Linked DNA regions of Homo sapiens: region 1 is linked to region 2. A link is an interaction called in ENCODE POLR2A ChIA-PET data of the cell type or tissue named here. Cell type or tissue: A673. All regions are shown on one strand. Each heading gives the region's core, and the rest is flanking DNA. Links, peaks and the distances in the headings are about the cores only. Region 1 holds the start of C12orf76 (chromosome 12 open reading frame 76). Region 2 overlaps CCDC63 (coiled-coil domain containing 63).

Evidence for each region. ChIA-PET counts read pairs that join two places held together with the same protein. Peaks named below come from ENCODE experiments on the same cell type or tissue, not always from the same donor. Only the 100,000 strongest peaks of a DNase experiment are listed, where the experiment ranks them.
Region 1: POLR2A ChIA-PET joins it to region 2 with 5 read pairs; 1 of 35 experiments calls an interaction of 5 or more read pairs at or near these places.

Annotation. Positions count from the first base shown.
Region 1 is chr12:110,041,766-110,056,935 of GRCh38, reverse strand. C12orf76 (chromosome 12 open reading frame 76) reads left to right here and starts at 8,414. Exons shown (of 2, transcript NM_001389625.1): 1 at 8,414-8,573; 2 at 14,477-15,170. The coding sequence starts at 8,441. The coding sequence ends at 14,562. RefSeq lists enhancers at 7,466-7,725, 13,924-14,437 and a silencer at 8,646-8,705. In A673, for the core only: a CTCF peak has its summit at 13,613 (motif pointing left); a DNase peak (open chromatin) is centred at 13,595.
Region 2 is chr12:110,855,107-110,870,276 of GRCh38, reverse strand. It overlaps CCDC63 (coiled-coil domain containing 63), which reads right to left. Exons shown (of 12, transcript NM_152591.3): 4 at 11,502-11,691. Among named protein-coding and RNA genes, the nearest start is that of CCDC63, 16 kb to the right of the region's middle. RefSeq lists an enhancer at 9,482-9,982. In A673, for the core only: no CTCF peak of the experiment used is centred there; a DNase peak (open chromatin) is centred at 9,196; H3K27ac peaks cover 3,388 bases.

The DNA.
Region 1 (15,170 bases), core at 11,124-15,123, 820 kb after region 2:
TAGGTAATTTACAAAGAAAAGAGGTTTAATGGACTCACAGTTCCACATGGCTGGGAAGGCCTCACAATCATGGTGGAAAGTGAAAAGTACGTCTTACGTGGTGGCAGGCAACAAGTGACTAAGAGCCAAGCAAAAGGGGAAACCTCTTATAAAACCATCAGATCTCATAAGACTTAGTCACTATCTCCCACCAGGTCCCTCCTACAACATGTGGGAATTATGGGAGCTACAATTCAAGATGAGATTTGGGTGGGGACACAGCCAAACCATATCAATGGCCCTAACTTCTCTCCCATTAGCTCTCTTCTACCTCCCAGACTCTTTCCAGCTTTCCTCTTTTTCTTCTTCTTTTTAAGAGACTGGAGTCTTACTGTGTTGCCCAGGCTGGTCTTGAACTCCTGGGCTCAAGGAATCCTCCCACCTCCACCTAATGAGTAGCTGTGACTATAGGCATGCACCACCACACCCCCAAAATTTACCCATCCTCCCCGGCCCAGTAAAATCCTCAGCTTCTTCACACCCCTGTTAGCTCCAGGCACCAGCAGCTTTGCCTTCTGTAGAATGCATAAAATTATAGCCTCTTAGAGCAAAAAGGTCATTGGGGTTAGGGAGGCTGAGAGTTCTCTCTTCATTCAGGGATTAAACCTAACACCTGGAAGGGTGACATGGCTTGCCTTAGTCACCAAGCAAGGTCGGGATAGTATTTCTGGGATGGTCATTAGTACTTTCTTTCCAAAGGGAGGACATCACAAACTCAGTTTCGTGATCACAGTATTCCCCTCCTACAGGTAAAGTGTGCAAACTGGATTTCATTCCCTCTTTTTTTTCTTTGACACAGCACTGAAACTTTTTTTTTTTTTTTTGAGATAGAGTCTGGCTCTGTTGCCCAGGCTGGAGTGCAATGGCGCAATCTCAGCTCACTGCAATCTCTACCTCCCAGGTTCAAACGATTTTCCTGCCTCAGCCTCCCAGGTAGTTGGGATGGTTTAGGAGTCATGCAGCTGGAGGCTACAAGATTCTGACCCTCCCTAAACTGCTCCTAAGATCAGTGCTTGAGATATTTTGCAGACCCTGCACTTGATGGATCAGCTCAGTAAACTGACTCATCTGATCTTGTGGCCCCTTCTCAGGAACTGACTCAGCACAAGAAGACAGCTTCGACTCCCTATGATTTCATCTCTGACCAATCAGCACTCCTGGCACACTGGCTTCCCCCAACCCACCAAGTTATCCTTAAAAACTCCATTCCCTGATTGCTAGGGGAGACAGATTTGAGTAATAATAAAACTCCGGTCTCCCCCACAGCTGGCTCTGCACGAATTACTCTTCTTCTATTGCAATTCCCCTGTCTTGATGAATCGGCTCTGTCTAGGCAGCAGGCAAGGTGAACCCTTTGAGCAGTTACAATTCTATTTAATACCTCTGTCTCTGCCAGGCACGGTGACTCACGCCTGTAATCCCAACACTTTGGGAGGCTGAGGTGGGTGGATCACCTGAAGTCAGGAGTTCGAGACCAGCTTGGCCAACATGGTGAAACCCTGTCTCTACTAAAAATACAAAATATAGCTGGGTGTGGCGGCGCATGCCTGTAATACTAGGGAGGCTGAGGCAGGAGAATTGCTTGAACCCAGGAGATGGAGGCTGCAGTGAGCAGAGATAGTGCCACTGCACTCCAGCCTGGGTGACAGAGGGAGACTCTGTCTCAAAAAAAAAAAAAAAAAGCTTCGTCTCATATATGCTGATTAGGCCTCAAATCTGGATCTCTTACCTCTTAGCTCAACATCTTTCTTGACAATCTTTCTTTTTAAATAAATGCTATAGAAATACTAAAATGTATTGTGAATAATGTAACACCCACATACCATCATCCAATTTAACAAATAAAGCATTACTAATCCAGTTTTGCTCCCTGCAAACTCATCCTTCATCTCATTCTCTGACCTTTCCCTTTATAAACACCCTGCAGCCAGGCACAGTGGCTGCACCTGCAGTCCCACCTATTTGGGAGGCTGAGACTGGAGGATCTCTTGAGCCCAGGAGTTTGTGGCTGTAGTGTGCTGTGACTGCACCTGTGAAATAGCCACTGCGTTCCAGCCTCGGCAACACAGCAAGACTCCATCTCTAAACGAAATCCTGAATTTGACATTTGTCATTCCCTTGTTTGTTTTTATATTTCTAAACACATATATGTCTACATATGTAAAAAATATAATTTTTACTTTTTTATTGGGGTGAAGTTCATATAACACAAAATTAACCACTGTAAACATGAACAGTTCAGTGGCATTTCAGAGAGGTGTGCAACCACCACATCTAGTTCCAGATCATTTTCATCACCCCAAAAGGACACCCCATGCCTATTAGTAGTCACTCGCCATTTCTCCCTCCCTCTGTCCCCTGCAACTACCAATCTACTCTCTGTCTCTATGGATTTACCTATTCTGGGTATTTCATATAAATGGAGTCAATCAATATGTGTGGCCTTTTGTGACTAGCCTCTCTGAGGTAGCAGACATAATGTTTTCAAGGTTCATCGATGTAATAGCATGTATGAGTACCCTGTTCCTTTTTTATGGCTGAATAATATCTCATTGAATGGATAGACCACATTTTGCCTATCCATTCATCCATAGATGAACATTTGGGTTATGTGAATAGTGCTGCTATGCACATTCATGAATAGGTAGTTGTGAGTACATGGTGTGGCTTTGGATTTCTCTAAACTTTATATCACACTGCAGCTTGCTTTGTTTTTTCAGTGTTAGGTTATTTCCATGTTGATATGCACAGCTCTAGTTAATTCATTTTCACTGCTCCAAAGCATCCCATTTTTAAAATTATTTTATTTTATTATTTTTTTTGAGACAGGGTCTTGCTCTGTCGCCCAGGCTGGAGTGCAGGGGTGCAATCACAGCTTACCATAGCCTTGACCTCCTGGGCCCAAGCAATCCTCCCACCTTGGCCTCCATCTCTACAGGCTCGTGCCACCACACCCAGCTAATTTTTGTATTTTTCGTCAAGACAGGGTTTTGTCCTGTTGTCCAGGCTGGTCTCGAACTCCTGGGCTCAAGCAATTCCCCTGCTTCAGCCTCCCAAAGTACTGGGATTACAGGCATGAGCCACCGCGCCTGGCCCAAAGCATCCCATTGTATGAATCCAACAATTTATCCATTTATTGTTTGAGAACATTTAGGTTATGTCTTGCTTTCCCTCTTACAAGCAATGCTGCAGAAGCATTCTTGCCCATAACTCCAGCACATGTACAAGAGTTTCTCTAGGGCACATATATAAGAGTTTTATTGCTGGGTCATGAGGAATGCTCTTCTTCAAATGTACTTGCTATTGACAAATATGAGCTATCTTTTCAGGAGCCTCCCAGTGGTCCTCAGCCCTGGCTATGCATTAGAATCAGCTGGGAACTTTTTTGTTTTCCCCCCAAGACAGAGTCTTGCTTTGTGACCCAGATTGGAGTGCAGTGGTGCAATCTCGGTTCACTGCAACCTTTGCCTCCCAGGTTCAAGCAATTCTCCTGCCTCAGCCTCCGGAGTAGCTGGGATTATAGGTGCACACCACCAAACCTGGCTAATTTTTGTATTTTTAGTAGAGATGGAGTTTCACCATGTTGGCCAGGCTGGTCTCGAACTTCTGGTCTTGAGTGATCCACCCACCTCGGCCTCCCAAGGTGCTGGGATTACAGGCGTGAGCCACCGTGCCCAGTCTCACCTGGGAACTTTTTTTTTTTTTTTTGAGACAGTCTAGCTCTGTCATCAGGCTGGAGTACAGTGGCACGATATTGGCTTACTGCAACCTCCACCTCCTGACTTCAAGTGATTCTCCTGCCTCAGCCTCCTGAGTAGGTGGCATGTGTCACCACGCCCAGGTAATTTTCCTATTTTTAGTAGAGACAGGGTTTCGCCATGTTGGCCAGGATGGTCTTGATCTCCTGACCTTGTGATCCGCCCACCTTGGCCTCCCAAAGTGCTGGGAATACAGGCGTGAGCCACTGCGCCCAGCCATGAACTTTTAACAAATATATAGGTATCTGGATAACTCCCCAGACTCACGAAATCATAGTCTCCAGGGATGGATCTGGGGAGCTGCAATTTTGAAAGCTCCCTGGGTGGTTACATAGCCAAGGTGGAGAACAGCTGGGGCTGAGTCTTGGCCCACTCTGTCTCAGCTTCCCAAGGTCAGCTCATACAGGGCAGCCATCATCTTAGACTTGCTAATATTATTCAGCAGCTGGGCAGAAAGAAGGGACTAAATAAATAAACTGAATGAGTAAACAAAGCATTTAAAACAAACTCTTTAGGCTGGACGCGATGGCACATGCATGTAATCAGTCACAGTAACTATCTCCTACTGTTGTGAGGATTAAAGGGGATGTTGCATGTAGAGCACTTGGCACGTATTAAGTGCCCAATAAAGAGTAGCTCCTGCAGCCTGGTGTGGTGGCTCACACCTGTAACCACAACATTTTGGGAGGCTGAGGTGGAGAATCGCTTGAGGCCATGAGTTTGAGACCAGCCTGGGCAACATAAAGAGACCCCTGTTTCTAGAAAAAATAATAGAAATTAGCCAGGCGTGGTGGTACACACCTGTAGTTCCAGCTACTCAGGAGGCTGAGGTGGGAGGATCGACTTGAGCTGAGGAGTTGGAGGCTGCAGTGAGCTATGATTGTGCCACTACACTCCAGCCTGGGCAACAGAGCGAGACTCCGTCTCAAAAAAAAAAAAAGAAGGCCGGGCACGGTGGCTCATGCCTGTAATCCCAGCACTTTGGGAGGCCAAGGCGGGCGGATCATGAGGTCAGGAGATCGAGACCATCATAGCCAATACGGTGAAACCCCGTCTCTACTAAAAAAAAATACAAAAAATTAGCCAGGCGTGGTGGCGGGCACCTGTAGTCCCAGCTACTTGGGAGGCTGAGGCAGGAGAATGGCATGAACCTAGGAGGCGGAGCTTGCACTGCACTCCAGCCTGGGCGACAGAGTGAGACTCCATCTCAAAAAAAAAAAAAAAAAAAAAAAAAGAGTAGCTGCCATTTTCAATGTTATTGATAAAGCAGGTGGGTGTTTCTGGAAATGCACCAGACACAGCCTTTGACTAGAAGGTGCAAGCTGGTGAACCCACTGGAGTGGGACTTTATGACTTGAGAAGCTGTCCTATCCATGAGGGTCCATGTTAGGCAATGTTAAAGAATGGGATTGGGGGCCGGGCATGGTGGCTCACACCTGTAATCCCAACACTTTGGAAGGCCAAGGCAGGCAGATCATGAGGTCAGGAGTTCAAGACCAGCCTGCCCAACATGGTGAAATCCTGTCTCTACTAAAAATACAAAAATTAGCCTGGTGTGGTGGCGTGCGCCTGTAATCCCAGCTACTCAGAATGCTGAGGCAGGAGAATCGCTTCAACCTAGGGGGCGGAGGTTGCAGTGAGCCGAGATCACACCACTGCACTCCAACCTGGGCGACAGAGCAAGACTCCATTTAAAAAAAAAAAATGAGATTGGGGGCAGCAGCTTTCCTATAGCGAGTGCTCAGTATGTGCCAGATACTGGGCAAAGGAGTTTGCAGACATATATCATTTGATCCTCACAATTCATGAGGCAGGTATGATTATGCTTCCCATTGTGCAGAGAGGGAAAACGAGTCACACGGAAGCAAGTCATGCAGCCGAGCTAGGATTGGAACGGAAGTGGCCTGCAGAGCCTGCCTCCCACCCCACTGTGCTATGCCTCCCATTGATGCTTTCCTGTGCCTGCCATTTAGCTTTGCTCTGGTGAGTGGCAAGCTGTACCAGTGGAAAGAGCCTGTCATCAGTTCTGTGCACAGCAAGGTGAAAAGGACAGCAGAAGTGAAAGAGGAGATCGTGGAGAAAGAAATGAAGAAGTTGGTGCACAGTGTCTTTAACATGGCAGATTACACCTTCCCTTTGCAGGTGAACACCTGGTAGTGTTAACGGACCCCAACACTTACCCAAAGGTAGCCATTGGGTCAGGTTTCTGCACTATAGTCCCTTCTGTGGTTGCCAGAAATACGTTACAGGAAAAGGGTCCCGATCCAGACCCCAAGAGGGGGTTCTTGGATCTAGCGCAAGAAAGAATTAGGGCAAGTCCACAGTGCAAAGTGAAAGCAAGTTTATTAATAAAGTAGTGGAATAAAAGAATGGCTACTCCATAGACAGAGTAGCCCCCGAGGGCTGCTGGTTAGGCATTTTTATGATTATTTCTTGATGATACGCTAAACGAGGGGTGGATTATTCATGCCTCCCCCTTTTAGACCATATAGGGTAACTTCCTGACATTACCATGGCATTTGTAAACTGTCATGGCGCTGCTGGGAGTGTAGCAGTGAGGACGACCAGAGGTCACTCTTGTCACCATTTTGGTTTTGGTGGTTTATAGCAGGCTCCTTTACTGCAACCTGTTTTATCAGCAAGGTCTTTATGACCTGTATTTTGTGCTGACCTCCTATATCATCCTGTGACTTAGAATGCCTTAACCGTCTGGGAATTCAGCCCAGTAGGTTTCAGCCTCATTTTACCCAGCTCCTATTTAAGATGGAGTTGCTCTGGTTCACACGCCTCTGACATTTGTATTGCACATCCATTGTGAGGTGAATGATACTAATCCCACTACAAATCAAACCTTCAGGAGGTGAGGCAATGTGTGAGGTGGTAAAGCCTCCAGATTCAAAACTATGCTTGGGTCAAATTCTAGCTCTGCCACTTTGTGTGTGCAGTGTTGGGCCAAACACTTAGCTCAATTCCCTCATGTATTCAGCAAACAGTTACTGAATATAATATGCTACTCTTCTAGTCTTGTAGCAGGACGAGCCGCAGACAAAACCTCTCAGACACCGAGTTGTAGAAGGAAGGGCTTTATTCAGCTGGCAGCATCGGCAAGCTACTGCCTTAAAATCCGAGCTCCCCGAATGCACAATTTCTGTCCCTTTTAAGGGCTCCTCACAGCACTAAAGATTTCACATGAAAGGGTCGTGATTGATTTGAGCAAGTAGGTGGTACGTGACAGGGGCTGCATGCACCAGTGGTAAGAGAGAAACAGAACAGGGCAGGGAGTTTCACAACGTTCTTCTATACAATGTCTGGAATCTATGAATAACATCGGTTTCTAAGTTATGAGTTGATTTTTAGCTACTGGGTGTGAGGCCTCTGAGCCCAAGCCAAGCCATCGCATCCCCTGTGACTTGCACGTATACATCCAGATGGCCTGAAGTAACTGAAGATCCACAAAAGAAGTAAAAATAGCCTTAACTGATGACATTCCACCATTGTGATTTGTTTCTGCCCCACCCTAACTGATCAATGTACTTTGTAATCTCCCCCACCCTTAAGGTACTTTGTAATCTCCCCCAACCTTAAGAAGGTTCTTTGTAATTCTCCCTACCCTTGAGAATGTACTTCGTGAGATCCACCCCTGCCCGCAAAACATTGCTCTTAACTTCACCGCCTATCCCAAAACCTGTAAGAACTAATGATAATCCACCACCCTTTGCTTACTCTCTTTTCGGACTCAGCCCGCCTGCACCCAGGTGAAATAAACAGCCATGTTGCTCACACAAAGCCTGTTTGGTGGTCTCTTCACACACGTTTGGTGGTCTCTTCACACACATGAAACTGGGTTTAGGCCAGGCAGGCCCAGGCCTGGTTTCGGGCCTGGCGCCGGGCTGCCCGTCTTTGGTTTCACTTCCTTGTTGTTTCTTCTTAAAACAGGTACTGAGTATAAAACAATATAAAACAAAATGAGAGGGTCTCTCTCTCCCCCAGTCTCTGGGACAGAGCAGAGAGCAAGAACAAAATCGCTGTGCTCGTGGACTTTACATGCTAGGGCGGAGCAGGTCCTCAGAAAATCATCAAATGTACGTTAAATGTATAAGGTAAATGGTGATGAGTCTAAAGTGAATGGGGGGAATGGAAGAGAACGAAGGTAGGGAGAATGTACATTAAGGGAAAGGGAGGGTTGCAATTTTAGAAAAGGATGTCTGGGCAAGGGCTCCCTGAGAAGATGGCATTTGTACTATAGAAACACAGTATCTATTTTCCAGGCCCGTAATGAAGGTTTAATAAGAAAATGCATGGATTCGTAAAAAATCTTCAATAGGCCCCAAATGGACCTACAAGACCTCGACCCCAATGGATGAGGGAACGCTAACCACAGCAGAACGGTAATCGCGGCGAACGTTGGCACAGACGGAAAGTTGATCTGAACGGAAAGTTGGTCCGGGGGAAACATTAGTTATTGAGGAACGTTAATCCGGAACAAATCTTAGGCAGAAGCGGAACTTAGACCAGGACGCACAGTTACCATGGCAATGACGCGCGCCCTAAGGGCGGTGGCAGCGACGCAGAGAGACCTGGGAGGAGACAGAGGCAGGGCTTGCGACGGAAGTGGCCTCTCTGCTTCTGCAGGGCTGGGGAAGATGCTGCGTCCAGCGTTACCGTGGCTGTACCTTGGCCTCTGCAGCCTCCTGGTGGGGGAGGCAGAGGCCCCGAGCCCCGTGGATCCGCTGGAGCGGAGCCGGCCGTACGCGGTGCTGCGAGGGCAGAACCTGGGTGAGCGGCCCTCGGGCTGGCGGGCGGCGGGTAGTGCCTGAGCTTTCACTGCTCCGGGTGCTGGAGCCGGGCATGTACGGAGCGGACAGGGGATAGAGTGGGGAGATGGGTGAGTGCGGGGGGTGCAGGTGAGGCCCCTCAGGGGGCCCCGAGACTCCCTCTCCAAAAGCCTGGGGCAGAAGGCCTGAACTTTGCCTCTCAGCAAGTGCTCAATATGTGCCAGAACCTTCGCCTCCCAGGTTCAAGCAATTCTCCTGCCTCAGCCTGCCGAGTAGCTGGGATTACAGGCGCACACCACCACACTTGGCTAATTTTTGTATTTTTAGTAGAGATGGGGTTTCACTATGTTGGCCAGGCTGGTCTCAAGCCTGGCATGGTGTCCAGTAAGCTCTCAATATGTACTGCTTGCCCATGAATGAACTGCAATCGGGAGACCTGGGTCTCATTCTGGGTCCTCTCCTCTCTGGCAGTGTGGGCTCAGGCTAGGCAACAAGGCACATCATTTACCCCACCCCTCTTCTTTCCCAGAGGAGCCAGTATTTATTGCAAAAATGATAACAGTTTTTGAGCATTTCCTACATCCCATGTCTTGTGCTACGCACTTTGTATACGCGAATTCATTTGAGCCTTACAATAACTTAATGAGAAACGTACGGTTTGCAGCCCTTTTTTTTTCTTTTACAATAGTGTCTCCTCTGTCACCCAGGCTGGAGTGCTGTGGCACGATCTTGGCTCACTGCAGCCTCGGCCTCCTGGGTTTAAGTGATCCTGCCACCTCAGCATCCCGGGCGAGTAGCTGGGACTACAGGCGTGCACCACCACACCTGGCTCATTTTGTTGTTGTTGTTGTTTACTTTTTGTAGAGGTGGGGGTCTCGAACTCTTGGGCTCAAGCAATCCTCCTGCCTCGGCCTCCCAAAGTGTTGGGATTACAAGTGTGAGCCACCGCACCTGATGTTGCAGCTCTATTTTTCAGATAAGGAAAATGAAACTCAGAGAAGTGAAGTTATTTGCCCAAAGTTACATAGCTAGGAAATGATGAGGCCAATACTAGAACCTGTTTGGGGGCTTGAAACATAAGTTGTGGGAGGATATCTTCAACACACACACACGCTGCGTAAATATGTGTGTGTGCATGGCTTTGGCTTTGGAAGGAGTTCTGGAACTTAAAGCTTGGCAAACTTCACAATAAATCTGCCCCTCGCCAAAGTCTTCCCTTCCCACTGTATCTCCTTGGTACATCTGTATATCTACAAAGTGGCTATTAGTATCATTTTGGATTATCTTGACTCTACATGAACTCAGTGTTTGCCATGTGTTGACGACTTACTGTGTACCTAGCACTCTACTAAATAGTTTCCACACATTATCCCACTCGATCCTTCAGAACAGGGTTTCTCAACCTGGATATTACGACATGTTGGATAAATGATTTCAGGGGGCGAGGGGCAGTGGGGGGGCTATGATAAACACTGTAAGAAGTTTGGTGGCATCCCCAGCCTTTAGATACCAGTAGCACCCCCTACTCCTAATCAAGATAGTCAAAATCTCTCCAGACATTGCCAAATGTCCACGGTACGCCAAATCCCCATTGGATACCCACTGCTGTGGAACAGTACTACTCAAAGGGTAGTCTGCAGACCAGTGTGAGTCTGCAAACTATGTTATCTGCAAAGAGATGACTACAGAAATTGAGAGTGTTTAGAAACTTAACAGTTTGACATTGTTGCAACATCCAAGCACTTAGAGACCAGTTCTAGGTGTCTCTGAACTGGAATGCTTTGCAGATGAAGGGAACTGGTTATTAGTCATGCACAGTAGGGCTATGTAGTGGTCTGGGACAGACTAGAAATTATAAAAACTACTCCTTTGCCATAGATAGTTTGAGAAATGCTGTCCTAGACAGTTCCGTACAGTTGGTATTTATTTATTTTTTTGAGATGGAGTTTTGCTCTTGTTGCCAAGGCTGGAGTGCAGTGGTGCGGTCTCAGCTCACTGCAGCCTCCGCCTCCTGGGTTCGAGCAATTATCCTGCCTCAGCCTCTTGAGTAGCTGGGACCACAGGCGTGTGCCACCACGCCCAGGTAATTTTTGTATTTTTAGTAGAGATGGGGTTTCACCATGTTGGCCAGGATGGTCTCGATCTCTTGACCTCATGAACTGCCCACTGTGGCCTCCCAAAGTGCTGGGATTACAGGTGTGAGCCACCACGCCCGCCCTAAAACATTCTTTTAAGGTTCTGCCTGGGCCTGCAATTCAGGCAACTGTCACTGCATGCAAAGTGTAGGGAGAAGTGAAAAGATGACGACTGGGAGAATTGATCAGGCCCCAAATGCATGGCCATTGTGTACCTAACAACTCATGGTTTTAAGCTCCTTTTTAAACTTTATTTTTATTATTATTTTTTATATGGAGTCTCACTCTGTTGCCCAATCTGGAGTGCAATGGCATGATCTTGGTTCACTGCAACCTCCACCGCCCAGGTTCAAGTGATTCTCTTGCCTAAGCCTCCCAAGTAGCTGGGATTACAGGCACCCACCACCGTGCCCGGCTAATGTTTGTAATTTTAGTACAGAGGGGGTTTCTCCATGTTGGCCAGGCTTGTCTCGAAGTCTTGATCTCAAGTGATCTGCCCATCTCGGCCTCCCAAAGTGCTGGCATTACAGGTGTGAGCCGCTGCGCCTGGCCTTTTTTATTTTTTAAAGGTAGATTTCCATTCCCCAATTCCAATCTTCTGCATTCCTGCTTTGGGAGTTTTAAGTTTTTTATTTTTTATTTTTTTGAGATGGAGTCTCGCTCTGTTGCCAGGCCAGTGCAGTGGCGCGATCTTGGCTCACTGCAACCCCCGACTCCCTGGTTCAGGTGATTCTCCTGCCTCAGCCTCCCGAGTAGCTGGGATTACAGGTGCCCGCCACCATGCCCAGCTAATTTTTGTATATTTAGTAGAGACGGGGTTTCACCACGTTAGCCAGAGTGGTCTCGATCTCCTGATCTTGTGATCCGCCCGCCTTGGCCTCTCACTGGGATTACAGGCTTGAGCCGCTGCGCACAGCCGAGAGTTTTAAATTTTTTTTGGAGTTCTTCCAAAATGCGAGATGCAAGAAAATGTTCTTAAATGGAATAAGACAACTTTAAGTCCAATTGTAGTCCAAACCATAGAAACTCAGAATTCAGGACTTTTGAAAATTAGGGCAGGTATTCAGTTAACAAGGGCTATTTTAAGACATGACATTTAGTTCACGTAGGTTGGAGATTTTGTTTGACAAAGATCTTAAAATTACTTCTGGCCTTTGGAGTTATGACATGCTGTCTTTGTCACCTTCTCCTTCCTTCTTCCCCCTCACTCACCAAAAAAAGATGAATTTTCTTTTCTTTTCTTTTTTTTTATTTTGAGACGGAGTTTCGCTCTTGTTGCCCAGGCTGGAGTGCAGTGGCGTGATCTTGGCTCACCGCAACCTCCGCCTCCCGGGTTCAAGAAATTCTCCTGCCTCAGCCTCCCAAGTAGCTGGGATTACAGGCATGCACCATCACGCCCAGCTAATTTTGTATTTTCAATAGAGACAGGGTTTCTCCATGTTGGTCAGGCTGGTCTCGAACTCCCGACTTCAGGTGATCTGCTTGCCTTGGCCTCCCAAAGTGCTGGGATTACAGGCGTGAGCCACTGCACCTGGCCTGATTTTTCTGTATAGTCGGTTTTAAAATAATAACCGGTTTAAGCGTGGAGGGTGTGTGTGGGGTGGGGGGGTCACAGATACTACAAAGTTACTGATTTAAATAAAACTATGGTCAAATCTTGGTTTTTCTTTTGTTTTGTTTTCTTTTTTTTGACAGAGTCCCTGTCGCCCAGGCTGGAGTGCAATGGTGCGATCTCGGCTCGCTGCAACCTCCGCGTCTGGGGTTCAAGCGATTCTCCTGCCTCAGCCCCCTGAGTAGCTGGGATTACAGGTGCCCGCCACCATGTCCGGCTAATTTTTGTATTTTTAGTAGAGATGGGGTTTCACCATGTTGGCCAGGCTGGTCTCAAACTCCTGACCTCGTGATCTGCCTGCCTTGGCCTCCCAAAGTGCTGGGATTATAGGCATGAGCCCCCTTGCCTGGCTAAATCTTGGTTTTTCAAAGGAACAGTAATGAGACTGAAGAACAACCATGGTTAGGCCCTAGCTGGAACCTGGGATGGGCCCACATCCCTACAGACACACATCAGTGTACATTTGCTTGTTTTGAATGCTTCCCAAGATCGCTGAGATAGTTACAGAAACAAGATTGCGTATCACTGCTGCTGTTGAAGAAACCTCTGACAGGTTGCTGGTTACGCTAGTTTTTTTTTTTCTTTATTTTTTTTTTTTTGTTATGTAGTAGTTTAAAGCCCAGGTCCTTATCCTGTATCACCAGGGCTCAACTTGAGTAATCAGTTGTAGTTCCCATTTCTCACCTGAGCACCTTGAAAATTTCAGATGTGAAATTTAGTCTTAAAAACGTAACATTTTTTTTTTTGTTTTTGTTTTTTTTTGAGACAGAGTCTCCCTCTATTGCCCAGGCTGGAGTGCAGTGGTATAAGCTTGGCTCACTGCAACCTCTGCCTCCTGGGTTCAAGCAATTCTCCTGCCTCAGCCTCCTGAGTAGTTGGGACTACAGGCACACACCACCACACCTGGCTAATTTTTTTTGTATTTTTAGTAGAGACATGGTTTCACTATATTGGCCAGGCTGGTCTCGAACTCCTGACCTCGTGATCCGCCTGCCTCGGCCTCCCAAAGTGCTGGGATTACAGGCATGAGCCACCGCACCCAGCCAAACATAGCAGATTTGTGAGTTAGTTGCTTCTTTGCTCAAAAGGCCCTGTCAAGACTCATCTTGAGACTGAAATACTTTATTGAATCTCCAGGTTTTTATTAATGGCTTTAAAGGCATAGTTGGGCATCCTGCTCTCTTGCTCCCCTATAGTCAAACAATTCTCCACACAAAAGCCAGAGGAATCTTTTTTTTTTTTTCCGACTAAATCAGATGATGTCATTCCTTTGCCTACAGCCCCCTAGTGGCTTCTCTTTAAACTTAAAATCCGTGTTTTCTTCATGGTCTCCAAGGCCTTGCACAGACCAGCCCCAGCCTTCCTTTCTGGCCTGATTTCCTGCCTCTCTTCCTGCACTCCTTGCCTGGTTGCCTCCCTTCTGTTCACTGAGTGTATTGGGCTTATACTGGCCTCAAGGCCCTTCCTTAGCTGATCTGTGGGCCTGCAGCATGCTCCCTGCAGAGCCTCACTCGTAAGGTCTCAGTTTTTTGTTGTTGTTTTTTTTTTTGAGGTGGAGTTTCATTCTGTCGCTTAGTGGCGCAATCTCGGCTCACTGTAACCTCCGCCTCTCGGGTTCAAGCGATTCTCCTGCCTCAGCCTCCTGAGTAGCTGAGTAGCTCAGGAGTAGCCTCCTGAGTAGCTGGCGGATGCCACCACACCTGGCCAATTTTTGTATTTTTAGTAGAGACGGGGTTTCACCATGTTGGCCAGGCTAGTCTCGAACTCCTGACCTCAAGTGATCCACCCACCTAGGCCTCCCAAAGTGCTGAGATTACAGACACGAGCCACCACACTCGGCCTGTCTTAGTTTGTGAGTCTCCTCCTCGGATGCTTCCTGACTGTCCCCCCTTCTTGCTGCCCACCCTGTCTCCATCCCTAGCATGTTACTGTTTTTTTTTTTCACGGTATATCAAGCTATGTGAAATGCTCTCATCTGTTTGTTTCTCCCCCAACTATATTTAGAGACAACTGGAGAGAGGATCTGTTTACAGCTGTTTGCACAGCACTTGACATAGTGCCTGGCAGCAAGTGGCATTTGATAAATCATTGGCAGTGAGTGGATGAATTGCCTAACCTGGAGCTGCCATTAGGAAGTAACCTGTTTTCCCTTTGCAGTGTTGATGGGAACCATTTTCAGCATCCTGCTGGTGACTGTCATCCTTATGGCATTTTGTGTCTACAAGCCCATTCGGCGTCGGTGACAGCCAGACAAGTTCTTCAATGAGTATTTGGGAATAGGATAAGTTGTGTTGCACACAGGCCAGTGGAGAAGTTGGAACCAAAACTTTCCTACTTGGAAATGACCTTTGGTCTGGACAGTTGGTAAATGCTAAATGAATTAGAAGAAAACATGTACTAGACATTATTTTTTCCTAACACTGTAGCGCAAATAATTGGCCCCTGAGTCCGCTTCTCAGTGTTTCTGACTGTACTTGTTAAAAGTAAGACCTGAAAGCTCCAAAGGTCAGTGTAAAGATGGAGTGTTCATGAGAAAGAAAACATGGTAACCTTGTGAGTGCCTGTAAGAACCACACTGTAAAGAACTCATCATTAATGCTTGAAAATGTTATTAAGAAGGAGACTTACCATGCAGACATTCCCTATTTAAGAACCATTTGGTTACAGTGGGTTAAGAATCACAGATTTTTTTTTTTAATCTCACCTGAGTTAGCCTAGAATGCGCTGGTTGCAAAGTGGTGTCAGCTGTGGGGATCTTGGGCCCTCGTTCCTCACCTGCATCCTGCCCTGCACTCAGGTGCTCCCCCTGAAGTCAGGGTCACATCAGGTAGACCTGTTACTATATGCACCT
Region 2 (15,170 bases), core at 7,069-11,068:
AACCCCGTCTCTACTAGAAATACAAAAATTAGCCAGGCATGGTGGTGGGCGCCTGTAATTCCGCTACTTGGGAGGTTGAGGAAAGAGAATTGCTTGATCCTGGGAGGTAGAGGTTGCAGTGAGCCGAGATCATGCCATTGCACTCCAGCCTGGGCGACAAGAGCAAAACTCCATCTCAAAAAAAGAAGCTCCAATAAAAACTGGAGTTCAGTTAATAGTAACATATCAACATTCATTGCTTAGTTTTGACAAATGTCCCACGGTAATGTACAATGTTTACATTGGGGGAACCGGGTGAAGGATATGTGAGAACTATATTATCTTTGTAACCATTCCGTAAATTTTAAAGTATGCCAAAATAAAAAGCTTATTAAAAATAATTGATAAATAAATGTCCTTTTGGTCAAAGCCTCTCTTGGTTGGGTATTATGTTACTTGCAGCCAAAAGCATTCCTGACACACCATCCACTTTACTCATTAGGATAATTGACTCTGACTTCAAATAAGTGAAATCTACACTGCCATGGCTGGCAGGAAAAAATGTTAGTGTCTCTCTATACCCTCGTAATGCCAGCCCAGTTCTCCAGACCCAAACACTCCCAGCCAGTGTCCCGGAAACTTCACTCCATAGTTTCTCATATGAGGCATTCCAACACACTGCTAGCAGTGTGCATAACCAGCCCACAATGCAGCCTTAGCCCACACCCAAATATCTTCATTATCAATATTTAACCCCATCTAGAAGCAGACGGCTAATGCTAAGTCCCAGAAGGCCTTAGAGAAGTTTCAGAACTAGTATCTGAAGAAGAGTGCCCTTCAAGACTAGTAAGTACCAGATCCTAAGCACAACAGAGGCACATTCTCTTCTTAGAGGCTGGGCTGAGACTAAGCTCTGAGATGTCTTTTTGGAACCCTGGTAGGTAAAGGCAACAGGGAATGAAGAGGACAATGACATTCAAAGCAACTTGGTTTGTTCCTGTTTGTGTCGAGATGGTGGCTTGATGAGGATAGTCTAAAGCTCAGTTCCTGTTCTGGAATTGAGAAGTTCTAGATGAGGAAGGCTTAAGTGCTCAGTGTTGTGAAATATAAAGTTTGTCAGCCTCCAGCTGGGAATCAGGGGCCCCGTGCAGAGCCTGGGCTGGTGAATTCTGCAAGCAGTTGCATCTGGGATTCCGTGTTAGCATCCCTGAGTTTTAATTCCCTTTGGTTATCCCCAAGTCTTCAGAAAGTCTACACAGCACAGTCTCAGCTATCTTCATGGGAAGCTGAGAGAAAAATCTACACTAGTGGGCTGCAAAAAGTGGGCAGGAGGGTGGCATACAAAAGTAAAGTGGTCCAGCAAATAGACATGACAGGATGGCAGAGATGATAGCAAACTAGAATGTGTGCACCCTATCTTAAGGGGCACCAGCTTGTTATCAGTTAAGAAAAAATGTAAGTTACAGAAAGCCCAACTAAAGAGTGGCTTAAGCTCTCCCTCTCCCTCTCCCTCTCCCTCTCCCTCTCCCTCCCCCTCCCCCTTCCCCTCCCCCTCTCCCTCTCCCTCCCTCTCCCTCTCCCTCTCCCCACGGTCTCCCTCTCATGCGGAGCCGAAGCTGGACTGTACTGCTGCCATCTCGGCTCACTGCAACCTCCCTGCATGATTCTCCTGCCTCAGTCTGCCGAATGCCTGCGATTGCAGGCACGCGCCGCCACACCTGACTGGTTTTGGTGGAGACGGGGTTTCGCTGTGTTGGCCGGGCCGGTCTCCAGCCCCTAACCGCGAGTGATCCGCCAACCTCGGCCTCCCGAGGTGCCGGGATTGCAGACGGAGTCTCGTTCACTCAGTGCTCAATGGTGCCCAGACTGGAGTGCAGTGGCGTGATCTCGGCTCGCTACAACCTACACCTCCCAGCCGCCTGCCTTGGCCTCCCAAAGTGCCGAGATTGCAGCCTCTGCCCAGCCGCCACCCCGTCTGGGAAGTGAGGAGCGTCTCTGCCTGGCTGCCCATCGTCTGGGATGTGAGGAGCCCCTCTGCCTGGCTGCCCAGTCTGGAAAGTGAGGAGCGTCTCCGCCCGGCCGCCATCCCATCTAGGAAGTGAGGAGCGCCTCTTCCCAGCCGCCATCACATCTAGGAAGTGAGGAGCGTCTCTGCCCGGCCGCCCATCGTCTGAAATGTGGGGAGCGCCTCTGCCCCGCCGCCCCATCTGGGATGTGAGGAGCACCTCTGCCCGGCCGAGACCCCGTCTGGGAGGTGAGGAGCGTCTCTGCCCGGCCGCCCCGTCTGAGAAGTGAGGAGACCCTCTGCCTGGCAACCGCCCCGTCTGAGAAGTGAGGAGCCCCTCCGCCCGGCAGCTGCCCCGTCTGAGAAGTGAGGAGCCTCTCCGCCTGGCAGCCACCCCATCTGGGAAGTGAGGAGCGTCTCCACCTGGCAGCCACCCCGTCCGGGAGGTGAGGGGCGCCTCTGCCCGGCCGCCCCTACTGGGAAGTGAGGAGCCCCTCAGCCCGGCCAGCCACCCCGTCCGGGAGGGAGATGGGGGGGTCAGCCCCCCGCCTGGCCAGCCGCCCTGTCCGGGAGGGAGGTGGGGGGGTCAGCCCTCCGCCCGGCCAGCCGCCCCGTCTGGGAGGTGAGGGGCGCCTCTGCCCGGCCGCCCCTACTGGGAAGTGAGGAGCCCCTCTGCCCGGCCAGCCGCCCCGTCTGGGAGGGAGGTGGGGGGGTCAGCCCCCCGCCCGGCCAGCCGCCCCGTCCGGGAGGGAGGTGGGGGGGTCAGCCCCCCGCCCGGCCAGCCGCCCCATCCCGGAGGTGAGGGGCGCCTCTGCCCGGCCGCCCCTACTGGGAAGTGAGGAGCCCCTCAGCCCGGCCAGCCACCCCGTCCGGGAGGGAGATGGGGGGGTCAGCCCCCCGCCCGGCCAGCCGCCCTGTCCGGGAGGGAGGTGGGGGGGTCAGCCCTCCACCCGGCCAGCCGCCCCGTCTGGGAGGTGAGGGGCGCCTCTGCCCGGCCGCCCCTACTGGGAAGTGAGGAGCCCCTCTGCCCGGCCAGCCGCCCCGTCCGGGAGGGAGGTGGGGGGGTCGGCCCCCCGCCCGGCCAGCCGCCCCGTCCGGGAGGGAGGTGGGGGTGTCAGCCCCCCGCCCGGCCAGCCGCCCCCTCCGGGAGGGAGGTGGGGGGGGTCAGCCCCCCTGCCCGGCCAGCCGCCCCGTCTGGGAGGTGAGGGGTGCCTCTGCCCGGCCGCCCCTACTGGGAGGTGAGGAGCCCCTCTGCCCGGCCAGCCGCCCCGTCCGGGAGGGAGGTGGGGGGGTCAGCCCCCCGCCCGGCCAGCCGCCCCGTCCGGGAGGGAGGTGGGGGGGTCAGCCCCCCGCCCGGCCAGCCGCCCCGTCCCGGAGGTGAGGGGCGCCTCTGCCCGGCCGCCCCTACTGGGAAGTGAGGAGCCCCTCTGCCCGGCCACCACCCCGTCTGGGAGGTGTGCCCAACAGCTCATTGAGAACGGGCCAGGATGACAATGGCGGCTTTGTGGAATAGAAAGGCGGGAAAGGTGGGGAAAAGATTGAGAAATCGGATGGTTGCCGTGTCTGTGTAGAAAGAAGTAGACATGGGAGACTTTTCATTTTGTTCTGCACTAAGAAAAATTCCTCTGCCTTGGGATACTGTTGATCTGTGACCTTACCCCCAACCCTGTGCTCCCTGAAACATGTGCTGTGTCCACTCAGGGTTAAATGGATTAAGGGCGGTGCAAGATGTGCTTTGTTAAACAGATGCTTGAAGGCAGCATGCTCGTTAAGAGTCATCACCAATCCCTAATCTCAAGTAATCAGGGACACAAACACTGCGGAAGGCCGCAGGGTCCTCTGCCTAGGAAAACCAGAGACCTTTGTTCACTTGTTTATCTGCTGACCTTCCCTCCACTATGGTCCCATGACCCTGCCAAATCCCCCTCTGTGAGAAACACCCAAGAATTATCAATAAAAAAATAAATTAAAAAAAAAAAAAAAGAGTGGCTTAAGCAAATTACGGTTTATCTTTTTCTCATAAAAAGTTGCTGCTGCCTGTAACCCCAGCACTTTGGGAGGCCGAGGCAGGTGGATCACCTGAGGTCAGACGTTCAAGACAAGCCTGGCCAACACAGTAAAACCCCATCTCTACTAAAAATACAAAAATTAGCTGAGCATGGTGGTGCACATCTGTAATCCCAGCTACTTGGCAGGCTGAGGCATGAGAATTGCTTGAACCTGGGAGGCAGAGGTTGCAATAAGCTGAGGATGCACCACTACACTCCAGCCTGGGTGACAGAGGGAGACTCTGTCTCACATATACAAAAAAAGAAAAAAGTTGCTGAGCTAAGTTCCATAGCTCAAAGAAGTAAGGACAAGATCTCTGTAATTCACCTGACAGTTCCCTTATTGTTAAAAGATGACTGCCATTGCACCGACCTTCACGGTCTTATTCCAGGGAGGAAAGTAGAAGATGCAATACGTTTGAAGAGGTAGGTCATCTATCTGGAAAGCAAGACTTTCCCAGAAACCCCAACAGACTTCCTCTTAAAACTCACTGTCCACCCTTAGCTGCAAGGGAAGATGGGAGGAGCATTTTAGCTGGGCACAAGACCAGCTTGAACAAAGTCAGAAATCTGTTAGAGAAGAAAAAGTAGAGAATAGGGGAACAGTTGTGTCACCCGCAACACTATTTAGTTAACGGTTGTTCTATGAAAATTCATGCCTGATATCCCAGATCTTTCGGTTTCTAAAGCCAGAACTCTTATTTCTTTATGAAATCTCACAATTTTTTTTCTTTTTTCTTTGTCTCTTCTTTTTCTTTTTTCTTTTTTTTTTTTTTTTTTGGTATATGCTGAACATCTATCAATTATTAATATGTTGTCAACTAATGAAATCTTAAACAATAAATGGGCCACAGCCTTCCTGTCACCAGGCTTAATCCATCCTGAGATCTACCAGTTTGAGATCCTTGGTCTACATCCACATTTAGAGTCATGGAGCCACAGCGCTCTGATGAAAGATGGATTTTAGGCAGCAAGAAGTGCCCAGTGGAAGACAGAAGAGTGACCCAGAGCCAGAGAGCTGGCAGAGGTGGCACCCAGGACTGTGGTAGACACAGTGGCTGGTGGCTCCCCACATCCATTCCTCCCATATCCAAGGCCACCGTGAGAAACCCCCTCTGCCTGTGATGTATTGATTCCAGAGTAAGCAGGACTAAACCAGCTGGGGCCTCTCTATTGGGAAGGGATGTCTGCTAAGGAAACTTCTAGAAAAAGTCTTCTCATTCCTAAAAGAGTTATTGGAGGACAGGGTACATCTCCTGAAGGTAGTGTCAGTCTGGGTGTGGTGCCTGGAATTGCTGCTCCCATCTTGCCCCAGCCAAAGGATAACACCCAACATAGCTGACAGCAAAATTGAGCTGCTAAACCAACCAGCCCTGAAGTTTGCCTTACCTTTGCACTTCCTGTCATATGAGACAAAACATTTCCTTATTACCAGTCATCTATCAGGGAAGGTGGTCTCCACCCCAGCTCCAGGGGATAGAGCATCACTGGTCTAAGCCGAGTGGAAAACATTTTATTTTCTCTTTTTTTTTTTTTTGAGATGGAGTCTCACTCTGTTGCCCAGGCTGGAGTACAGTGGCGTGATCTTGGCTCACTGCAACCCCTGCCCTCCCAGGTTCAAGTGATTCTCCTGCCTCAGCCTCCCAAGTAGCTGGGATCACAGGCATGCACCACCATATGCAGAGATGGGGTTTTTACCATGTTGGCCAGGCTGGTCTGTTCGGAACTCCTGACCTCAGGTGATCCTCCCACCGCAGCCTCCCAAAGTGCTGGGATTACAGGCATGAGTCACGGCGCCCAGTCTCTTTTTTTTTTTTTTTTAAGACAGGGTCTCGCTATGTTGCCCAGGCTGGTCTCAAACTCCTGGGCTCAAAGATCTTCCTGCTTCAGCCTCCCCAGTAACTTGACCACAGGCAACTGTGTAGGACTCAGAAAACTTTTCTTAAAGGGCCAGATGGTAAATATTTTAAGCTCCACGGACTAAGAGGTTATAACCAGGTACTCATACAATCATTTAAAAGTCAAAGCCATTCTTTGCTGGAAGACTATAAACAGATAGGCTGGATTTGGCCCTTGGCCTGTAATTTGCTACCCCTGGTCTACTCAAAGCCAGTTCTGGAAATTCTACTTCCCTTTGTCAGTGATTGACATTGAAATGGGCATATATGCCAGCCATGGCTGATGAGGGGAAATCTGCCAGAGGGATTTTGTGAAATACTCTCTCCCATCTCATCTTCATGTCTTTGAATGTGGTTCTGTGAGGATGAATGTGGCTATGGCAGAAGCTGATGCCAGCTGATGACTGCTTTGGCAGTCACCTTGTGACCATGAGGAGCAGACCAGTAAAGAAGGTCAGAGAGAAAAAGACAAACCATCATTGCAGAGATGCTAAACCATCCCTGGAGGTTGGACATGGTGGCTCACGCCTGTAATCCCTGCACTTTAGGAGGCTGAGGTGGGCAGATCACTTGAGGTCAGGAGTTCAATACTAGCCTGGCTAACATGGTGAAACCCCATCTCTACTAAAAATACAAAAATTAGCCAGGCATGGTGGCACATGTCTGTAATCCCAACTACTAGGGAGGCTGAGGCAGGAGAACTGCTTGAACCCGAGAGGCAAAGGTTGCAGTGAGCCGAGATTGTGCCACTGCACTCCAGCCTGGGCAACGGAGCAAGATTCTGTCTCAAAAAAAAAAAAAAAAATCCCTGGGACAGCCTATTTCCAGTCAGATATTTTGTTATGTGATAACAACATAATAACAACAAACCTCTACCCTCTCAATTAATACCTCTTGAGAATTCTGTTACTTGCAGTCCAACCTTTCCTCACTGGTACATCATGCGAGTGGCAGCTCGGATGATCAGGTGTCAAGGGAACTGTTGGGTTTCACATAAACTGATGAGGCATATGAATGCTATTACAATGGATACTAGCTGTGGTTTGGACTTCAGCTGGAACACACACACACACACACACACACGTGTGTGTCACTCAAAGCGAGACTAAAGGGCTTCACCTGCCCCGACACACACAGTGGAGTCAGGCCCCCGCTCTACTTTGGTGTCCCTTCTGTTCCGTGCACAGGCAGCGCCCCCAGTGCAAACCCTCACTAACTCACCAATGAAATAAAACAAATAGCTGGGCCTCAGTGCAAACCCTCACTAACTCACCAATGAAATAAAACAAACAGCTGGACGCCGTGGTTCATGCCTGTAATCCCAACACTTTGGGAGGCCAAGGTGGGTGGATCACCTGAGGTCAGGGGTTCGAGACCAGCCTGGCCAACATGGTGAAACTCCATATCTACTAAAAATACAAAAATTAACCAGGCATGGTGGCGGGTGCCTGTAATCTTAGCTACTCAGGAGGCTGAGGCAGGAGGATTGCTTGAATCTGAGAGGTGGAGGTTGCAGTGAGCTGAGATCACACCACTGCACTCCAGTCTGGGTGACAGAGTGAGATGGTCTCAAAAAAAGAAAAAAAAAAAGAAAAGAAAAAGAAAAGAAAGAAAACAACCAATTTGTTTTCCTATCCACAAGGGCGGCATCTCCAGACTGCGCCATCACCTGAAGGCAGGCCCGCCCCCACTAGAGTTGGGCCTGCAGTCCTCCAGCTCCGGCTCCCTGTTAAGGGAAGCTGTGGCATCAGCATTTCCTGGTGGCTCTCATGAGTACATTCAGAGTTGGATTTCCTTTGGAGTCTTTACGTCAGATGCTGCTTTTGTGATGCTGGGAGTCATTCAGCCTCTGCACAATGGGAGACATTCTCCAAGGCAACGGCTGGTGGAGAATTGTATTCCCTAAGCAAGATGCTGTCTTCCCATCGGCTTATTAACTATTTTGCGAGGAAGGCCAGGTAGGGCCTGGGGAGGTCCCCACCTCCAGTGACCTCCTGTGAGGACGAGGCTTTGCCCATCGAGGGTGGGCATGGGAGGAAGGGATTCTGGTAACTGCCACCCTGGAATGAAATTGGGCAAAGATGGTTTGCACTGGGCAGTGAGCCCCAGAAACTTCTGAGGACCCCACGCTGTGTTGCCTCTTCCTAATGCTTCTAAAGACCCATGGCCCCAGCTCCTCTTCAATTTTTCTCTTTATTCCCTTTATTGCCTCCTTTGTCACCTTTCAGTCATTTATTCATTCACCAGTGTTTATTAAACACCTGCTCTGGTGCCAGACAGCAGGGGTGGGTGATGATAATAATCAAGACAGAGGGTCTCTGCCCTCTGAGAACTTACAATCTAGGACTGGAAACAAGCCACGAAGGGGGCGTCAAGCCCTAGGGGACAGGAGACACAAGGTATTTCGGGCACGCACAGTAGGGACATCTAGTGGGGAAAGATGAAGGGATGATGTCCCAGCAGAAGTAGCATTTGAGGCCGGGCACAGTGGCTCACACCTGTAATCCCAGCACTTCAGAGGCGGAAGAGGGCAGATCACTTGAGGTCAGGAGCTCGAGACCAGCCTGGCCAACACAGTGAAATCCCATCTCTACTAAAAGTACAAAAAAAAAAAAAAAAATTAGCCAGGCACCTATAGTCCCAACTACCCTGGAGGCTGAGGCAGGAGAATCGCTTGAACCCAGGAGGTGGAGGTTGCAGTGAGCCGAGATCGCACCACTGCACTCCAGCCTGGGTGACAGAGTGGGACTCCGTTTCAAAAAAAAAAGAGCATTTGAGCTGAGACCTAAGTGATAAATAGGAGGTCTCCAAGCAAAGAGGACAGGGAAAGGCACTCCAGGCAGAGGGAATAGCACACGCAAAGTCCTGGAAGTGAGGGACAGTACTGTGGGCTTAAAGGACACGAAGAAGGCCTCAGTGGGTGGAACACAGAGCAGGTGGGGGCAGGGGAGGAGGTGAGAGAGGCAGGCAGAGCTGATGCAGCCCCACTGGGGAGTTGGGCCTTTATGGAAAGAACAACAGGAACTTTCTGAAGGGTTTGAAGCAGACAAAAGATGTGAAGAGATTTCCAGATTCATTCAGTAGTGATCTGGTTTGGCTCTGTGTCCCTCCCTAATCTCATGTTGAATGGTAATCCTCAGTGTTGGAGGAGGGACCTGGGGGAGACAATGGGATGGTGGGGGGTGGTTTTTCATGAATGGTTTGGCACCATCCCCCTTGGTATTGTCTTGGCGATAGTGAAATCTCATGAGATCTGGTTGTTTAAAAGTGTGTGGCGCCTCCCCCGTCTCTCTCTTCTTCCTGCTCTGGCCATGTGACGTGCCTGCTCCCCCTTTGCCTTCCACCATGATTTATAAGTTTCCTGAGGCCTCCCCAGAAGCAGAAGCTGCTATGCTTCCTGTATAGCCTGCAGAACTGTAAGCCAATTAAACCTCTTTTCTTTAAAAACTTCCTGTCTTGGCTGCATGCCGCGGCTCACGCCTGTCATCCCAGCACTTTGGGAGGCCGAGGTGGGTGGATCACCTGAGGTCAGGAGTTCGAGACCAGCCTGGGCAACATGGTGAAACCCCGTCTGTACTAAAATTACAAAATTAGGTGGGCGTGGGGGTGCCTGCCTGTAATCCCAGCTACACGGGAGACTGAAGCAGGAGAATTGGTTGAGCCTGGGAGGCAGAGGCTGCAGTGAACCAAGATCATGCCGCTACACTCCAGCCTGGGCGACAGGAGTGAAACTCTGTCTCAAAAATAAATAAATAAATATTTAAAAATAAATAAACTACCTGTTTCAGCCGTTTCTTTATAGCAATTAATTAATACTATAATAGAAATAGTAAATGTTTACTGAGGATCTACTGTGTGCGGGACACTGGGACAGGCACGGGGTTGCGGGCAGGGGTGGCACTGTAGAGAACAAAATGGATGTGGTCCTTGCCCTTGTGAAGCTGTCAGGCTGCTTAGGGAGCCGTTAAACACCAGAATAAGGCATAATGACAATGGTGGGAAGAGCTATGAAGGGGGTACTGTGGGGAGCCATGGGATCCCCCACTTGCCCCCCAGACCCACTGCTCTGTGCCCCAACAGGCTGACCTGGCTGCATCGCTGAGGGGCTCCCTTGCACTGAGGATCAGAGGGTTGGAAGAAAGGGGAGCCATTGCCCCTGGCTTGCCCCAGGCTCTCCAAGTTCCAGACCACTGCCCCCTCCCCCGCTGTTGCGAACCCTAGTGTTTCAATGTCCCTACTCATGCTCATGCCCACACCCTTGTAAATGGTTCCTGCATTAAACTCTTCTCAAAGTACCCTGCTGGGGGTGCTCTGGGTTCCAGCCAGAACCTGACTGACACAGGGAGGTATAACCTGGAGAGGGGGCACAGAAAAGGCCTCCCTGAGAAAGTCACATTTAAGTTGAGACCTGAAGGACAAGCGGGAGTGGGGGAAGGGGTGGGAGTGGGGGAGCATAAGCAAAGGCCCTGAGGTGGGCCAAGGGGTAGGCAGGGGCTAGATCACGCAGGGCCTTTCAAGCCAGGGTAAGGGGCATGACCATTAATGTTGTCCTGCAAATACTTCCAGCTCTTTGCCTTCCAGATAATGAGAGGGTGGCCCTTCCCGGACCCCTTTGTGGATGGGTAGGATCACGTACATGACTATTTTCTCTTGCTTTTTCTTTTCTTTTTTTTTTTGTTACCATAATCAGAAAACACGACTATTTTGAGCCCCTGGGTCATGAGCAGAAGTGACGTGTTTCAGCCAGGCACGGTGGCTCACGCCCGTAATCTCAGCATTTTGGGAGGCCGAGGCGGGAAGATCATTTGACATCAGGAGTTTGAGACCAGCCTGGCCAACATGGTGAAACCCTGTCTCTACTAAAAATACAAAAATTAGCCAGCATGGTGGTGCACGCCTGTAATCCCAGCTACTCAGGTGGCTGAGGCATGAGAATCACTTGAACCCAGGAAGCAGAGGTTGCAGTGAGCCAAGATTGCACCACTGCATTCCAGCCTGGGCAAGAGAGCAAGACTCTTTCAAAAAAAAAAAAGAAGTGACATGTTTCACTTCCAGACTGGAATATTCAATGGCCAGCATGAAACCCTCTAGAACTCTTTCTTTCCCATAATACCTGGCAATGTTCAAGATGGTGGCTATTCCTTCAGCCTAGTCCCAGTGTGAGAAGATATAAGGGCTCTTAGCCAACCCACAACAGTTACGTGTCATCAACAAGGAAGAAACCTTAAAGTTTTAAACCACTAAGAATGCGTGAGGGGGTGGCATTTATTCCTGCAGCATAACCAAGCCTCTCCTAACTGATAGGGTGCAGCTGTGGGGGTTTATTCACGGTGCAGCAGGTGGCACTGGGGAGCACGGCGGAGGGATGGATTGGTATGGCTGAGCCTGGATACTGGAGCCCAGAGGTCTCAAGGGTAGCGAGACGATAGCAGCAGTCACATTTAGCGGGCTGTCCAGAGGAGATACTGTGATACAGGGGTGTCAGGTCTGGCCTAAGGCATCACGAATATGCACCCCAACTCCTCCCCTTTGCTCTGTGTTCTGGTTAACCCTTTAAGAGAAAGACCACACCTTCTCATCCAGTTCAGCCAACAGCACTTTCAGGGATTTAATCAATGCCTCATAGTCCTCCTTAGTTTGGAGCAGGAGTCGCAGCTCCATGTAGTTCTTCTCACTCCGATTCATGTTCCTCGAGGATTTCATGAGACTCAACAGTAGGGTGATCTCATCCTGCTCTGTCTTCAGGGTCTTGATCTCCTTGCTGTTGGAAAAGCAGCCCATGATTAACCCCAAACCCCTAAGTTTAACTTGACGGAGCACTCCAGGCACATCAGCCCTGCAAGGAGACCGGGAGAGAGGAATTTCCCACCTGAGCAAGCAGGCAAAAGGGACGTGTCCATGGTCTCAGATCCAGGTCTGGAAGCCTGATCACCTGAGACCTGGTTCACCATGATTTCCTGCTGCCCTGCCTTCTCTGAGGTGGGTATTTTCTCTAGGTAACAATTTGCAGCTGTGCCTGTCAAAACCCATTACTCAGACATGGAGGAAACCCCCACGTTCTCCTTTGCCAGCAACTCCCTGGCACCTGTCTGATTCTGCAGACCATCTTTCCAGACTTTACCGCCAATTATCTCCAGTAATGAGGAGCAAACCATCAGGCAGGATTTTATTTTATTTATTTTATTTTTTATTTTATTTTATTTTATTTTATTTTATTTTATTTTATTTTATTTTATATTTTGAGACAGAGTCTCACTCTGTTGCCCAGGCTGGAGTGCAGTGGCATGATCTCGGCTCACTGCAACCTCCACTTTCCAGGTTCAAGCGATTCTCCTGCTTCAGCCTCCTGAGTAGCTGGGACTACAGCCACAAGCCACCATGCCCAGTTACTTTTTGTATTTTTAGTAGAGACGGGTTTCGCCATGTTGGCCAGGCTGGTCTCGAACTACTGGCCTCATGTGATCCACCTGCCTCGGCCTCCCAAAGTGCTGAGATTACAGACATGAGCCACCGTGCCTGGCCAGGCAGGATTTTTCAAGTTTGCATCAACACAGGGATGCATAATAGCCTCTAAGCTCCACCAGTTTCTCTCCTTGTGGTGCTAATGAGGAAATGTCTACCGGGATGTGGGAAAACAGGGGGATTTGGAAAAGAGCAAAGGGAGCTTGAAAGACTGCACAATGGAACAAGGGGAGATGGCACAGAGGCTGAGTTTCTGGCAGTCTGGAGACTGACACCCACTCCCCAATGTGGTTTGCGGATCAGTAGCATGAATGTCCTTTGGAAACTTGGAGAAATGCAGAATCTCAGGTGCCCAACCTGAGACCAATTGGATCAGAATCTGCTTTATTACAGGATCGAGTGTCCAGATGCTTCAAAAGTTTTGGACACACTGCTATAGAACAGTAAAGAATGTTCTACAGGCCCGGCGCAGTGGCTTATGCCTGTAATCCCAGCACTTTAGGAGGCCGAGGCCAGTGGATCATGAGGTCAGGAGTTCGAGACCAGCCTGGCTAAGATGGTGAAACCCCATCTCTAGTAAAAATACAAAAAATTAGCCGGGGGGGGTGGTGGGCGCCTGTAATCCTAGCTACTCTGGAGGCTGAGGCAGAGAATTGCTTGAACCCGGGAGGCGGAGGTTGCAGTGAGTTGCGATCGCGCCACTGCACTCCAGCCTGGGAGACAGAGCAAGACTCCATCTCAACAATACAAAAACAAACAAACAAAAAAGAATGTTCTACAGGCCTGGCGCAGTGGCTCACTCCTGTAACATCAGCACTTTGGGAGGCCGAGGCAGAAGGATTGCTTGAACTCAGGAGTTTGCGACCAGCCTGGACAACATAGTGAGGCCCTGTCTCTACAGAAAATATTAAAAGTAGCTGAGGTGGGAGGATTGCTTGAGCCCAGGTGGCAGAGGTTGCAGTGAGCTGAGATCGTGCCACTGCATTCCAGCCTGGGAGACACACAGTGAGACCCTGTCTCAAAAAAAAAAAAAAAAAAAAGAAAGGAAAGGAAAATGTCCTAGGACAGGAGTTGGCAAACCGGCCAAAAAGTGAACCAACAGGCATGGCTGTGTGCCAATAGAGATTTAATTACAAAAAACCAGCAGCCAGCCAGATTTGGCTGTAGTTTGTAGATCCCATTCTAATAGGACGTTCTGCAGTGATGAAAATGTTCTCTGAGGGGCCCATAGTATCCACTTAGGCACAAGTGATTGTTGAGCACTTGAAATGCGGCTATTTCAGCAGAACTAAATATTATTTTATTTTATTTATTTTAATTAATTACAAATGTAAATAGCCACATTTGGCCAGTGACCTCCTGTCTTCTCAACCAGCCTGGGGACTCTTCTGCCCTGCTTAAGCCCCTCCTGGAAGGAGGCGGGCGGGGGAAGCTGGGGCGAGTGTCTTTGTTAAGGTGGAGAGAAAAAAGAGAGTACAATACTCTACAAGAGTTAGGTTTTCAGGGTGCCGTGGCTCATGCCTGTAATCCCAGCACTTTGGGAGGCCGAGGTAGGCAGATCACCTGAGGTCAGCAGTTCAAGACCAGCCTGGCCAACATGTCGAAACCCTTTCTCTACTAAAAATACAAAAATTAGCCAGGCATGGTGGTGGGCGCCTGTAGTCCTAGCTACTCAGGAGGCTGAGGCAGGAGAATCGCTTGAACCTGGAAGGCAGAGGTTGCAGTGAGCCAAATTTGCACCACTGCACTACAGCTCGAGCAACAAAGCAAGACTCCATCTCAAAAAAAAAAAAAAAAGAAAAAAAAAAGAGGTTTTCAGAGAGGGTTGGTAAAAGCAAAAGGAAGGTGTGTCTGTCTTGCAGGCAAGGCCAGGACTGGTGTAAAGGGAGTGAAGTACCCCAAAACCTTAAGTTACTCCCTGAATGTTGTAAGCCAGGGTTGGTGCTGGGGAAAAGTGCTTCCTTAAATACTGTATAGGTGTTTCACTCTAAAGAACCTAAACTTGGCCTGGTGCGGTGGCTCATGCCTGTAATCCCAGCACTTTGGGAGGCCGAGGCGGGTGGATCACCTGAGGTCAGGAGTTTGAGACTAGCCTGACCAACATGGTGAAACCCCATCTCTACTAAAAATACAAAATCAGCTGGGTATGGTGGCACATGCCTATAATCCCAGCTACTCGGGAGACTGAGGCAGGAGAATTGCATGAACCCAGGAGGCACAGGTTGCAGTGAGCCAAGATCGCACCATTGCACTCCAGCCTGGGCAACAAGAGCGAAACTCCATCTCAAAAAATAAATAAATAAAATAATAAGAACCTAAACTCTCCACTCTTCCACCCTCCTCCTCTTCAGTTCCATCAAAGTGAAACCAGATCAAATGGATTGACTTAGTAGAGCCAGAAGCCTGTGTGTGGGGTGCTGTTGGGGTGAAGAAGGGTTAAATTCAAGAAAAATTGTCAGAGACATATCAAAAGGAGGCATTTCCTGATGCCCACCAGAGGTAGGCTTGCGAATCAGGTCAGCCAGCCACAGATGTGCAGGTTGTGGCCTGCACAACCCTAGGAAGCACCACCAGCTTGAAAACACACCACTGTTTTGTAGATTTATTACACTTTTCTGGGAGACACTTTCTTGTTCTAACAAAATCTCTACATAATGACAATTTTTCCAACAGATGACAGTAAAGCGTCTTGAGAAAGTGTACCTTTTAAAAAAATTCACATGGAGGTCCCTTATGGGCTAGCCCTGGCCCTGAGTAAGTTGAATCCATGGAAAATCT